Regions from separate parts of the Homo sapiens genome. Here region 1 is linked to region 2. Evidence: chromatin loops called from intact Hi-C (ENCODE). Cell type or tissue: PC-9. All regions are shown on one strand. Links, peaks and the distances in the headings refer to the core of each region. The heading gives the core; the rest is flanking DNA.

Region 1 (9,465 bases), core at 1,411-6,410, 730 kb after region 2:
CCAGTCTCCACTAAAAATACAAAAGCTAGCTGGGCATGCTGGTGCATGCCTGTAGTCCCAGCTACTTGGGAGGCTGAGGCAGGAGAATTGCTTGAACCGGGAGACGGAGGTTGCAGTGAGCTGAGATAGTGCCACTGCACTCCAGCCTGGGCAACAGAGTGAGACCCTGTCTCAAAAAAAAAAAGAGGCCGGGCACGGTGGCTTACACCTGTAACCCCAGCACTTTGGGAGGCCGAGGCGGGCAGATCACCTGAGGTCAGGAGTTCAAGACCAGCCTGGCCAACATGGTGAAACCCCGTCTCTACTAAAATACAAAAATTAGCTGGGTGTGGTGGCAGGTACCTGTAATCCCAGCTACTCAGGAGGCTGAGGCAGGAGAATCTCTTGACCCTGGAAGGCAGAGGTTGCAGTGAGCCGAGATTACGCCACTGCGCTCCAGCTTGGGCAACAGAGCGAGACTCCGTCTCAAAAAAAAAAAAAAAGATGCTCCCCAGAGATAACCAAGTGCCCATCACCTGTCCTGTTCTCAGGGAAGCAAGTAAGTGCCTGTAACAGACGGGTTATTTATGACCCTGGGCAAAAATCTCCTAATCCTGATAATCTTCAGTTTCCTCACCTGTAAAAATTGGGAAATTTTATATTTATACATTTGTTGTGATGTTTACATTAGAGAATTTGTGTAAGGAAGTGCCTGGCATGTAGGAAGTAGGAATATTTCCTTCCCTTTTACTAATAATAAACTTTTGGATCAGTGTTGGGCACATACTAGGAGTTCAATAAATTATTGAAAAAGAGATGATCTACAGCACAAAAGTCGCTCACTTGGATACAAAAAAAAATACCCAGTGAAGAGGCCTACATGAAAATCCACCATGCCTTTCCTGGTCTGAGAGCTTTCGTCCCTGACAGATTATTCAAACTTCATTTTGTGGAGAGACCAGAGCCACACATCCAAACTCTGAAACAGTAACCAGTGGCACAGTCAGCAGGAGGACTCCCACTGACCTCCCTGCATCACATCCATGCATTCCTTGGCCCCATGCAGTGTCATGCCCACTTAATTCACTGAGTTCCAATTTGGGTCTCAAAATATATTAAAGGGAGATTTTAATAACGAAGCAGATCTGTGCATCCAGCGGATGTTCCTGTGTTCCTTTTGGACTCAGATATTTCTGAACAGCTTTTTCTGGTGAGGGACTAAACTTCCCTTCCTCCCCGGAGCCAGGATGCAGCTCAAGCCACAGCAGGGTGTTTAGCGCTCTTCAGTGGCTCCAGATTGTGGCGCTGGTGCAGGTCTCCTCATACGTAACCAATGGCTCCTGAGAGCCTGCGACTCGTAAATTACTTCCCACGATGCCGGCGACCACCGCAGAATTCAAGTTTGAATAGAGCAGGGAAAAGGTGTTTGAAAGGCCTGTTCACTCAGCTGCATTTTAATTTCCTTTTCAATCTTGTCCCAATTAATTTCACAGAATTAATCTCACAGAAGCAAACTCGGCAGCATTGAGGCTGTGGTTTTAGCGTGGCGGTCGCTCTGCCTGAACATGAAATAGGAGCTAATATAAAAATCCATCTGCTGTGTTTGAAATACACGCCGGCTGCTGCTCAGTCCTGTCTGACATTCCAAACATCAACAGTGGGGAAAAGTGATTTGGGGGTTAGTGGCCATCAGTACTTGGCAGGGGTTCAACAACAGGTGTACTCCAAAAATCCATTCGGCCTGGGCACCAGGCATGACAGGGCAGGTGCCGAATCACCCTCCGTGTGATAGTGTGGTGCCCTGGCTTAGTTCCTTTTATCTGCAGATTGCAAGACCCTTTTGTGGACCAGCACCACTGTGGTCACTTGTTTTTGTTTCTGTTTTTCTTGAGACGGAGTCTCTCTCTGTTGCCCTGGAATGCAGCGGCGCGGTCTCGGCTCACTGCAACCTCTGCCTCCCGGGTTCAAGCGATTCTCCTGCCTCAGCCTCCTGAGTAACTGGGACTACAGGCAAGTGCCACGGCACCCAGCTAATTTTTGTATTTTTAGTAGAGACGGGATTTTGCCATATTGGCCAGGCTGGTCTCGAACTCCTGGCCTCAGGTGATCCATCTGCCTCGGCCTTCCAAAGTGCTGGAATTACAGGTGTGAGCCACTGTGCTTGGCCTATGGTCACTTGTTATAAGTGGGAGAAAAAGAGGTAAGAAGCCTCTATTTGGATAAGACAAGTCACAAGTCCTAGCTTTCAGAAAAGTGACCCTGTCTTCTTGGCTCCAGTGTCTCTCACTAGGGAACATTCTTTCCAAATAATAATAATGCTTGTTGGCAGGGCGTGGTGGCTCACCCAGCACTTTGGGAGGCCGAGGCAGGTGGATTGCCTGAGGTCAGGAGTTCGAGACCAGCCTGGCCAACATGGCAAAACCCCATCTCTACTAAAAATACAAAAATTAGCCAGGCATGGTGGCGCGTGCCTGTAGTCCCAGCTACTAGGGAAGCTGAGGCAGGAGACTCGCTTGAACCCGGGAGGCAGTGGTTGCAGTGAGCCAAGATCATGCCATTGCACTCCAGTCTGGATGACAGAGCGAGACTCCATCTCAAGAAAAAATAAAAATCATCATCATCATCATCATCATCATGCTTGTTCCACTATTCAAGATAACTTTTTTTTTTTTTTGAGACAGAGTCTTGCTCTGTCACCCAGACTGCGAGACTGGAGTACAGTGGCACAATCTTGGCTCACTGCAACCTCTGCCTCCTGAGTTCGAGCGGTTCTCCTGCCTCAACCTCCCTAGTAGCTGGGATTACAGGCTCAAGCCACCACACCTGGCTAATTTTTTGTATTTTTAGTAGAGATGGGGTTTCACCATGTTGGCCAGGCTGGTCTTGAACTCCTGGCCTCGAGTGATCTGCCTGCCTTGGCCTCCCAAAGTGCTGGGATTACAGGTGTGAGCCACCACGCCCAGCCAAGATAAGACTTAAACGCCCATTTTTTTTAAAAGCATCCTGTTCCATAAGTTATTTATGGTGGTAACATGAGCTGTTCAGAAGATAAGGACAAATTAAAGAGGGAAAGAGAAGCTCTTTTTCAATTGACTAGGAAGGAGAAGAGGCCACTGGGTGAGATCTTCCATTTAAGGTAAACTGAGCCAGTGTACATCTCTTGGGCTTGGGTTGTGTGCCTCATAAATTGGTCTGAGGCTCTTCCAAGGAATTGTCCAGTGCCTTATTTCCATGGAAAGCAGCCTTGGAGCAACAAGTTGGGTACGCATAAGATTTATACTTACACGGTGGCTTAGCTGGGGTGGGAAGGTATTCTCATGGCCCAGACACACCAGGGTCTGGGTCATCTTCCTTGCTGATGGAATTGATGTGGAAACAGGGAGCCATACAGACAAAGTCAAGTTTAGCGTGGAACACGTGATGCTGTCAGATGGTCATGGGTCTTATGTGGAGAAGAATGGACTTTGTCACCCTGGACTGCAGCTACTTAAACTCAGATGAGATCCTGGCTCCACAGCCAGTCTAGTCATCTGAATGCGGCAGGCCTGCGCCAGCACACCTGGACTATGTTAACACAACACTATGTCAATTATAATGGGAGTTTTAACCCGGTTTTCTCCACCTACTTCCTCAATGGGCTACTTAAAAGAATGGAGACCTTTCCCCTCCCTTGACCCCGTTCTTTCCAAAAGAGATTTGTATGTTGTAAAAATTATCTTAATGCAGCAATACTTCCTCTTTTAAGTGTGCTTAGTTGAATGTGACAACAACCCTCATAAAAACAGATAAGTTAATTCCTTCAATTGCCTTAAATGAAGGATTTTTTTTTCTTTTTTTTTTTTTTTTTAATTTCAGGGCTCTGAGGGAAAGGAGGTGTTTGGTGACATCTAGTGTCCATTTAGGACTTCCTCAGGCACCATACCCTCTGGTTGGCTGAGTGGGGGATGGGTGGGGGGTTATCTGGGAGGTAATTTAGGGGTAGTAAGTGGGGAGAATATAGGCCTGGGGCACAGGCTGCCCAAACAGTGTGATGAAACTGATCAATGCCTGTCAAAGAGCTATTATGCACCTCTGACCTAATCAAAGGGGTGGGTGAGGGGATCCTATGGCAAAGTATCTTTTCTTATTTATGATGGTATGCAAGAGAAGCAGAAGCTGTCCCCACCACCCCATTTCATGTTAACAAGCAGGTCAACACTGTGCTGTGATGACGAAGATGATGATGATGGTGTTTTCTCTCATTAATAACCCCTATGGGAGGCAACGGAGTTAGGAGGATGGGAATGGGATTTGGGGTCAGCTGGAAGGCAACGGTCATATACCGGTCAAATTCAGTAGAGGCCATTCCTTTCCCCCAGACAGGAACCAATCGTCTAGAACAAACCCTGGCAGCCTCATTCCTTCCAGGTAATTTTTATAAATGAGGGGACACCCATTCCAAGAGAGGACAAAAGGGAGAGGGTGTTTATGTGTGTGTGCATATGCATGCATGTAAACCTGCTAACAAGAGGCCCAGTTGCTCATCAACCCATCCTGCAAACCCTGACCATTTATTCTAAAACCCATTTTTTAAAAAGAGAATAAAATTGGCATTTTATTTTATTCTATCTATCTATAAATAGTCTAATCTATTTATTCCTAAACAGTTGTCCTGGACAAGACCTTTCACTTTTCTCTCTCTCTGTGTATGTATGTGTGTGTGTGTGTGTGTGTGTGTCCATGTGCACACAGTTTTCAGTTGGGGAAAATTCCAGACCAGATAATTAACTACGAAGCCCAGACAGAAACGTTTACCTAGAACCATATAAGCCACGGCCGGGTTAGGTTAATGCTCAGAATTGCCCGATGCTTTACAAACTCCAGTGTAAAAAATTCCAGCCATTTATTTTGCAGTGAATTTATAACAAATGCTGTTAACGTCTTCGTCTTTTGACAGAGGTAATAATAAATTCACTGTTAAAGATGGTAGTTTAATTCCTTATACCTCCAATACTGCACAGAATAAACCATATTCATCACTGAGTAATTTTTTACCACATAAATCTTTAAAACTAACCGGTGAAGGCTGCGGAAACTGAAATATTGTGAATTTATTAGATATGCCCATGTAGTATTGGATTCAGAGGTTTCCATTTGAATATATTATGGGGAAAATTTGTGTCTTTAACTGTGACATTCCCTCCATTTCCCACCGCCAGTATTATAACAAGCAGCTCCTCCAGAGTCAACTGCACATTTATTAGACAGAGATTTAGTAATAAACTCCCCACTAATCTGCCAAAGAGGCTGGATGACATTTTGGTGAGATGCCCTATTTAAAAGGAGTCACAAAAGCTTTGTTTCAGTATAATTATTTTCTCAAAAGAAACTCAGCCTCCCCAAACCTCTTCTGCCACCATTTCTTGGTATTGCGTGATTCAGCTCTCCAACCAAACTAGCAAAATATTGAAACAAAGTATAACCTCATTGCTAACATACAGGGCAGTAACTTCTATGGAGATTATAGGATTAGTTATGCAAGACTGAAGGTAATTGATTAGAACACAGAAAAGCTTAAATTTGCAGACATTCCCAGATGTATGGTATTTAAGGCTAATAAAAAGATCATATTGATTCTCAAATTAGAAATAATAGAAATGGTTTCAGAAAACTAGTTATTTAAAAACTTTCATCTTGACATATGAAACGTTAAAGATACAGTTAAATCCTCAGATTTGAACAAAAATCCTTTTACTCTACATATTAATTTTGAGTGAAAATCTGTACCTGATAGATGAGAATATTCTGAACCTTTCTCATGATTTGCTAGTGAAGTGACAATGAAACTAACCAAGTATATCAAATTGTAACACCCTCTCCAGTTTCATTAAGGAAACATTAATATTGCTAAAATGAAAAATATTTTTTTCTTTTAAATGCAGAAATGTTCATCATATTTAGCAAAGAGAGTCTGCAGTTTCTCTGTTCCTGATAATATTCTGTATTTGGGGAGAGTTCCAAATACTAAGAACTTACATGGAGCATTGTGAACTTTACCGTTTTTTAATAAAATTGGTTTCTAACTATTAAACAAAGGAGAAGAATCTCCTGGCAGTGCAAGGCTGTAGCCCATCCGAATAATTGTTAAAAGACAGAACCCAGCTAGAAAGATAGGCATAATACCAGCAATTAATATTCAGCATTTCACATTATAGTCAAGAGGATGTGTTTTTCTTTGTGATGTGGCTCATAAGCTAAGAGTGTTGGGAGCCAGACTCTGAACTGTGTCTTCTTTTTGTGGATGAGGATTAAGGAGGAAAAAAACAGCGACGACAATCCTGCTCCATCTGTAAATGAACAAACATCTTGATTTTATAGCTATTTGCTTTGTAAAACTAAGGAATGAAACAAAAATTACTGGATGCCTAAGTAACACTTTAATTCTGAATTCATTTACGCTATAGCTATGTAGTTGTCACAAACCATAATGCAGTATTTAATTAAAATAACAGAAGTGCATCTAGATATGTCCTGGGGTAGCTGTCACCAAATTATACTCTATGCCATCGGTATTTTATTTATGAAATGGCAGATTCTAAGGTGCAACTAGGCTGATACAAAAGCATGAACATTTTAAACTTGCATTTTTAGAAAGGCTCTTTTTTTTTTTTTTTTTCCTGCTGCGTCTTTAAATGTTTTCCTCCTTCTGTCTTTGGAAGGGGAGGGAGGTTAGTGTGATTGTTTAAAGATCTCTCTAAATCTTGCTTTTCAACTGTTGACCTCCTAAGTCTTCTGGCTGTGAAATCCCCGTCTGTTGTCATGGAAAGGCTTGCGAGGTTCACAGGAGCCACAGCAAGTGTGGGACATCTTAGGCAGAACTTGGACGTGGATTCCAGGAGGGTAGGGAAAAGAGCAAACCGTTTCAGACTCTCTGTGCCTGTTCCCACATAATCTTCCTTGCACCTTTTTCCACCTATAAATACCCGTTGTCGTGTACACGCTTGCTCGCTCTACTTTGTGGATGTTCACATGCAGACATACTGCTCTTTTTCATAAGCGCATAGCATCTATCTTATACGCACCCACCATCTATCTCCTTGTTCACATTGGCTGTCCCATCCACCTCCTTGTCTGCAGAATTATGTTCAGCAAGGTCCCGATTTATAGGAAATAAATAATGAAAATGGAACGGACTGGGAAAGATAATCGAAACATTCAAATTGTTATTTTTCACTGTACTTTACACAAACAGAGCATCTATAAACACCTAGAAAGGGTGTTGGCTGATCCCTACAAAGCAATGCCTTTTGAAACATTGTAACCAAGGGGGTCTCTACACCTTTCCTGTTCCTCCTCTCCTGCTTTTTGATGCTCACCATTTTTAAATGGTAAACAATGCTGTGTTATTATTTTCATTCTTTCTGCTTATTTATCCTGTCTATAATGACAAGTTTTTGTCATCACTTATCCTCTACAAGATAATCCTCAGAATTACAAAACAGAAACAATAATTGCAATCACCTTTTTAAAGAAAAAAGCCCTTGTATTTGCTGTATAAAGATATTTGGATAATGGCATCATCGGATCACAGCCTGATCCTACAGCAAGGGTCTTTTGGAGAGTTTCTTCTACACACTTGTAATTATTTTAGCCCCTTTCACAGGTCACATAAAAAGTTAATTTCAATCGCTGCTAATTTCCGTCCAACAAGAGTGCAGTACTTTAAACCACCCAAAATAATTGGATTCAAAACAAATTTAGGAAATTGAGTGTGTTAGAAAGCAAATAAAAATATCCTTTTGGTAAGGAGGAGGGTGAAAGTAGTAAAAATGGCCTTTTTTCCCCTTCTTTCCCCTTCACAACTTTGCCATTAAAGTTGCACCTACAGCTAGAAGTTTGTCCGTGAAAAATGGTCATTTTGTTTCTCTGCTCAAAGAATGTTATTAAAATGCTAATTTAAAAGAAAAAGGAGTTAAATATCTAGCGATGGTGCATTCTAATTGCAACCATAATGAGCTCTCTAAATGTGCGTGCCCCTGACACACACAGAGCATAAACAGCAGTAAACAGATCATTAGTACCCGCGTTCATTTATTCTGGCGACCTTACCATGACCCCACCGAGGGTAGGGTGAAAAGCAGGTGGATCTGGCTGTGACACCCCCTAGAGGGATCCAGGAAATGAAGCTATAAGCGGTTGTCATGGAAACGCCTATGTGTGCAGATGATGTAACACACCGACAGGCTGTAGGGCTCCGCAACTGGGACGTTGCTTTTCCCTCGCCGGAACAATCTTGAGGATTAAATTATTCATTTCTTTAATTCACAAAGCAAAAGGAATCCTAATTTTCTTGGTGATGTGCAACTCTCTTCCATTTGTCTAGGGTCTGGAACATGGTGACTTGTCATCCCTCTTTCTCCAAAACCCACCCCAGCTAGACCCAAATTGCTGAATCTGGCGCAATCAAGTGGGGAAAGGCAGTGGAAATCTGACACCCAACATCTCTACTTAAGGAGAGAAAATCTAAGGTTTTAAGCTAAAATTAAAAATATAGACAGAGTCCTCTCCTAATGAGGGCATGTTGACCAGAGACTAAATGTATACTTGTCCTGAATGAGATGGCTTTGTTTAGAGTGGAGCAGAGACAGGGTTGGCCCTGGGAACTAACAAGCTGGTACCTGATGCCAAGAGTGGAAAGGAGAGAGGCTCCAACCCCAAATGAACACATCACCCTAGCATACCCTATGTGTGCTTTCTAGCAAGGTGCAAGGAAAAGAGATAAGAGAGAACGAGCATCTGCTCACCCTCCCATGTCCATTTGAGAGAATCGAGATTAATAAAAATAATTCTTTGGAGAATGATTCCACTCTATCCTACCCTGTTTTGCACCAAACAACCTCAATAACCTTAAGGCAACAGTAGAATAACTTTTCTTCTTTTTTTTTAAAGGAAGCAGAAAAGACGATCTCTGGAAATTATTTTAAAATAAAAAATCTCCCGGCCTGCGCCTCCCCCAACACCCCCTCCCCATTGCACTTTAGATGAACCTGTGATATTGTAGCAATGGCCCTTGAAGTGCAGTAGGGAGGTGATTTAGGAGAATATTAAAGGCAATGTGGAGATTCAAGGCGCCTCTCTCAGGGAGATCTGGAGAAATACGCAGCACAGATGGGCCGAGCAGATTAAACATTTCCGTCACATTGTTTCCAAATTGTGTTGTGGTGCCTGAGGCTGGTACTGCGGTCAGAGCAAAACAGAGCGGTGCAGAGCTGCGCAGTTTATGGAATACATATTAATACGCCCGTCTCACATGGTATCACAATTCTATCAGCTCCGAAATGGTGCTGTCTTTATTGTTCCTGACTTCTGCACTTGGCACCTTGTTTTCTCCCATCTGCAAAGTGTTTACCTTCCCTCTATCCCTTCTTTCTTCTTTAGGTAAAGTTGTGTGCTTCTTTTCATTTCTCTTTCTTTACAGCCCTATTTCACCTTTGCTCTTACCTTCAC
Region 2 (5,000 bases), core at 1-5,000:
ATTACAGGCATGAGCCACTGTACCCAGCATTTTTTTTTTTTTTTAAAGACAGGGTCTCTCTCTGTTGTTGCCCAGGCTGGAGTGTAATGGCATAATCATAGTTTACTGCAGCCCCAAAGCCCTGGGCTCAAGTGGTCCTCCTGCCTTGGCCTCCCAAAGTGCTGGGATTACAGGCGTGAGTCACCTCACCCAGCCAGTGCATCATTAAGTGACTTTCTCAAGGTCTCGCAGCCAGTTGATGGTGAAGACAGGATTCCTGTCCAGGAAGGAAACTCGAGTGAAGCAGGAATTGTTAGGGAGATAGGAGAGCCACAGGTGTTCTGGAAGCTCTCCTGGCTCCTCTTAGCATGCTCTGCTCCCTTGTCTCACCTGTACTCCCACCTGAAAGTTCCCCACCCACCCTGGCCTCATCATCTCAGCACTAATGTCTTCAGCTGAGACCACCTGAGAGGCAGGTACTGTGTCTCAGTGTCTGAGATCCTGGTCCTGGATATGCCTGATTCTCTGAATGGCTGGGTCAGGCCTCCCTCTTGTTTGGCACAGAGTTCTGGTCAGAGCATCACGTCCTGTTTTGTTTGGTTTGGTGTTCTTGAGGAGTTTATTTGGTCACACCCAGGGTGAGAGGGCCCTTCACCTGTAAGATGTCGGGCCTCTTGGTGGTGACACGTGGCTTGTTGCTGGCCACAGAGGACCCAGTGAGGCAGCAGGAACTCAACCTTGGAGTCATGGAGCTGTGTGACTGCTGGCCAGTTGCACTTGCTGGCTGCAGTCTCCTCCACCTTCATGATCTGGATGAAGTGGGCCCAGGTGCGGTGCTGGGTGCCCGCGTCTCGGTCTGCAGAAAACGGGAGAGGGCAGGGTGACTGCAATCACTGGGATCTGGGCATTTGACAAACCTCATATCAAGTACCTGGCACATTCTGTCAGGCACAGCAATTGCTTGGGAGCTCCCACTTGGGATTAACTGGGGGACTGGGTGACCATGAGTGGCGTAGAACCTCCAAAGTCACTTTGAGGGGCCCAACCACAGCCCCTCAAAGGCGACAAGATCTTCCTGTTTGTTCCTCTGTTTAAACCACTGCTGCAAGAAAAAGAGTCTTAAGTTTAAGTGCGACATGTCCTACTTTTGTTTTGTTTTTTTGTTTTATATATTTTATTTTTTGCTTTTTAGTTTTTATTTTTTGAGACGGAGTCTCACTCTGTCGCCCAGGCTGGAGTGCAATAATAGCATGTGATCTCGGCTCACTGCAACCTTCGCCTCCCAGGTTCAAGCTATTCTCCTGCCTCAGCATCCTGAGTAGCTGGTATTTCAGGTGCCCATCAGCACACTGGGCTATTTTTTTTTTTTAATTTTTTTTTTTGAGATGGAGTCTTGCTCTGTGGCACAGGCTGGAGTGCAGTGGCGCAATCTCGGCTCACTGCAAGCTCTGCCTCCCGGGTTCACACCATTCTCCTGCCTCAGCCTCCTCAGTAGCTGGGATTACAGGTACTCGCCACCACACCTGGCTAATTTTTTTTGTATTTTTTAGTAGAGACGGGGTTTCATCGTGTTAGCCAGGATGGTCTCGATCTCCTGACCTCATGATCCACCCGCCTCGGCCTCCCAAAGTGCTGAGATTACAGGCGTGAGCCACCGCGCCTGGCCTATTTTTTGGATTTTTATTAGAGATGGGGTTTTGTCATGTTGGCCAGGCTGGTATCAAACTCCTGACCTCAGGTGATCTGCCCGCCTCACCCTCCCCAAGTGCTGGCATAAGCCACCGCACCCGGCTTTGTTTTATTTTTGAGACGGAGTCTCTCTCTCTCTCTCACCCAGGCTGGAGTGCAGTGGTGCGATCATGGCTCACTGCAGCCTTCACGTCCTGGGTTCAAGTGGTCTTCACACCTCAGCCTCTCAAGTAGCTGGGACTACAGGCTCATGCCACCATGACCTGCTAATGTTTGTTTTTTTTTTGTAAAGATGCAGTCTCGCTATGTTGCCCAGGCTGGTCTTGAACTCCTGGCCTCAAGTGATCCTCCTGCCTTGGCCTCCCAAAGTGCTGGGATTACAGGCATGAACCACTGGGCATGGCCTGTTTTCTGTTTTTTTTTTTAAGAGACAGGGTCTCACTATGTTGCCCAGGTTGGAGTGCAATGGCTATTCACAGGTGTGATCATAGCTCACTGCAGCCTCAAACTCCTGAGCTCAAGCAGTCCTTCCATCTCAGCCTCCCGAGTAGCTGGGAGTACAGGTGAGCACCACCACACCTGGCTCACTTCCTGTTTTTTGAGTGGGAGTTTCACTATCTGGTCCCACCTGCCTCTCTAGCTGGGTCTTGACTGTTCGGTACTATGCATGCTCCAGCTTTGCCACACCTCTTGCTGGCCCTCAACAAGCCTGCATTTCTACACTGCCATTCCTTCTGCCCCGAATGCCTTTCCTCCCCAGCACTACATGGCAAACTTCTACACATCCTTCAAGGCCCATCTTGAATGCCACCTTCCCTGTGATGACCTCCCCTATTGCCCCAGACTTATTTCCTTGCCTTCAGTGCTCCCATAGAACTTGGTGCACATCTACTCCAGTAGTCATTGCACAGAACAGTAATCATTTGTTTATGTGTTTGCAGTCACTGCTACAACATGGTGACCTCCTGGAGAACAGGGACGTGTGGTGTTTCTCTTTGTATTTGTCTTTTGTTCCCAGAACAGGTAAGTACACGGTGCCGGGTATAGGTAGGTACTCGCTCAATAAATGTGAATGAGTGAACGAGTGGTGGGGTTGATCTTATCCTGAAAGAGGGAGCTCCCCACCTGCACTTTCCTGTAGCAATCTCTAGAGGGCAGTCTCACACCATGCTTGTCTTCTCTAGCCTCCGCCCAAGTTGCTTTTTTTCTACCATAGACAGCTCAGATAGATATGGGTGGGTGGATAGATGGATGGAAGGATGGACAGATGGACGAATGAACGAACGGATGGATGGATGGGTGGATGAATAGATAGATAGGGTGGGCATGGTTCACATGGGCTCTGGAGTTGACAAGCTCTGGGACCAGGGAATCCAACCAAGTCAGCCTAAGCACTGGAGGGACTGCTGGCCCATCCCTTAGACACAATGGCTTAGGAGCTAGGGCTTATTATTGAAACCTGGAAAAAAGTTATTGTTTTCAAAATAAAAAAGACAGTTGCAAAATGGCATTGGATAAATATTGAAATAAATGGCTACAAAACAAAATCTCAACCAACTGCAACTCAACTCAGTTTGTATATATAGTTTATGTATAAACCACATTTCAGGCAGGGCATGGTGGCTCACGCCTGTAATCCCAGCACTTTGGGAGGCTGAGGTGAGCGGATCACCAGAGGTCAGGAGTTTGAGACCAGACTGACCAACATGGGGAAACCCCATCTCTAATAAAAATACAAAAATTAGCCAGGCGTGGTGGCACTCCAGCCTGGGCGACAAGAGCGAAACTCCATCTCAAAAAGAAAAAAAAAATTCTGTGGGATGTCAGTGCATTTTAATATTTTTGACATGATGTGGGCACTCCTTAAAGTGTCAAGGGCCCTTGACTTCTTGGAAAGGCCCTGCAAGGAGCAAGCAGAATGGAACCCAATACTCCCCACCAGAGGGCTCAGGACTCTGTTCATTATAAGTCCCAGTGCTGAGTCTGAGGCTGCAGGTCCAGTCCCTCTTCCTGCTGAGGGCTCTGGAGCCAAGCCCACGAAGATAACATTCAGTAACACAGGCTGCCCTCAACCACAGTCTTTCCTAATCTCAAGGTAAGATGGGAGAGGGGTGGTGGTATTTCATTTACTTAAGCTCCTACATGGGGGAGATACTGAATAGGAAGAGGCTGTCTCCTGGGACTGCTGGCTCGGGGGTGGAATGGACAGGAGACAAGAACAGAACCAAGTGTCGTGTACGCATGCCTGTAGTCCTGGCTACTCAGGAGGCTGAAGGTGGGAGGATCACTTAAGCCTGGGAGATTGAGGCTGCAGTGAGCCGAGATTGCACCACTGTACTCCAGCCTAGGTGACAGAATGAGAGCCTGTCTCCAGAAAAAAAAAAAAGTCAAGATTCAAGGGCATCTGATGTCAAACCTAGTGCTCTTAATCACTACATCATAATCATACCCTCTTTCAGAGTGACCTGCCCAATTTCACAAAGCTGTTAATCAGGTGGCAGGGAAGAACACGTATTGAGTGCTTACAATCAGCGTGTGTCAGGCGCTGCTCTAAATGCTCTACCCATTTTAACTCATCTAGCTGTAGCAGAGACTATAATTGTCAATGCCATTTTACAAATGGGGAAACCAAAGCCAAGAGCGGTTGAGTGACTTGTCTAAAGTTGCCACCAGACAGTCTAGTTCCAGAGTCTGGGCTCTTCACCATGATGACCTACTAGCCTGTCTACTTTATGGAGGGACAAGGTTTGGGGTTGTCAAAACTCGGGGTCAAAAATGACAGGACAAATGGAATAGAGGATGGGCAGGATGGATGCAGGGGTATGTGAGGTATGTGAAAGAGGTGAAACATGAAGGAGAACCCAACCACAGATGTTCACAGATGTTCTCTGCTGTTTCCTCAGTAGGAACTCAATGCTGAGTTCCTATCGAAACTACTGACAGCATATCTCCCCAAATATCATTTCCTTAAAAGGCATTTTGTCAGTGTCCTTTTTTTTTTTTTTTAAGAAATGGCGTCTCACTTTGTTGCACAGGCTGGAGTGCAGTGGTGTGATCTTGGCTCACTGCAACCTCAGCCTCCCAGGTTCAAGCAATTCTCCTGTCTCAGCTTCCTGAGTAGCTGAGATTACAAGCACTTGCCACCACACCCAGCGAATTATTGTATTTTTAATAGAGCTGGGGTTTCACCATGTTGGCCAGGCTGGCCTCGAACTCCTGACCTCAAGTGATCTGCCCGCCTTGGCCTCCCAAAGTGCTGGGATTACAGGCCATGCTCAGCCTGTCAAAGTGTCTTACTTAGCAAATACAGCTGCTTTGCAAACAGGGGTTCC

Evidence for each region. Hi-C counts contacts between places; a loop is a spot of excess contacts. Peaks named below come from ENCODE experiments on the same cell type or tissue, not always from the same donor. Only the 100,000 strongest peaks of a DNase experiment are listed, where the experiment ranks them.
Region 1: it touches region 2 in a loop (6-fold over the local background); 2 of 110 quality-filtered maps call a loop at or near these places.

Annotation. Positions count from the first base shown.
Region 1 is chr17:48,148,256-48,157,720 of GRCh38, reverse strand. The region is part of intron 11 of SKAP1 (src kinase associated phosphoprotein 1); the gene reads left to right. It overlaps LOC124904018 (a long non-coding RNA gene), which reads right to left. Exons shown (of 2, transcript XR_007065827.1): 1 at 8,068-9,465; 2 at 4,845-7,151. MIR1203 (microRNA 1203) reads left to right here and starts at 1,210; the gene lies at 1,210-1,294. RefSeq lists an enhancer at 7,390-8,531. In PC-9, for the core only: CTCF peaks have their summits at 3,689 and 3,888 (motif pointing left); a DNase peak (open chromatin) is centred at 3,840; H3K27me3 peaks cover 1,026 bases.
Region 2 is chr17:48,876,955-48,881,954 of GRCh38, reverse strand. It overlaps LOC105371814 (a long non-coding RNA gene), which reads left to right. Exons shown (of 4, transcript NR_135674.1): 3 at 2,610-2,691. It overlaps LOC124900395 (small nucleolar RNA SNORA68), which reads right to left and starts at 1,115; the gene lies at 988-1,115. RefSeq lists an enhancer at 2,764-2,863. In PC-9, for the core only: CTCF peaks have their summits at 2,613, 2,822 (motif pointing right) and 3,651 (motif pointing right); a DNase peak (open chromatin) is centred at 2,814; H3K27me3 peaks cover 415 bases.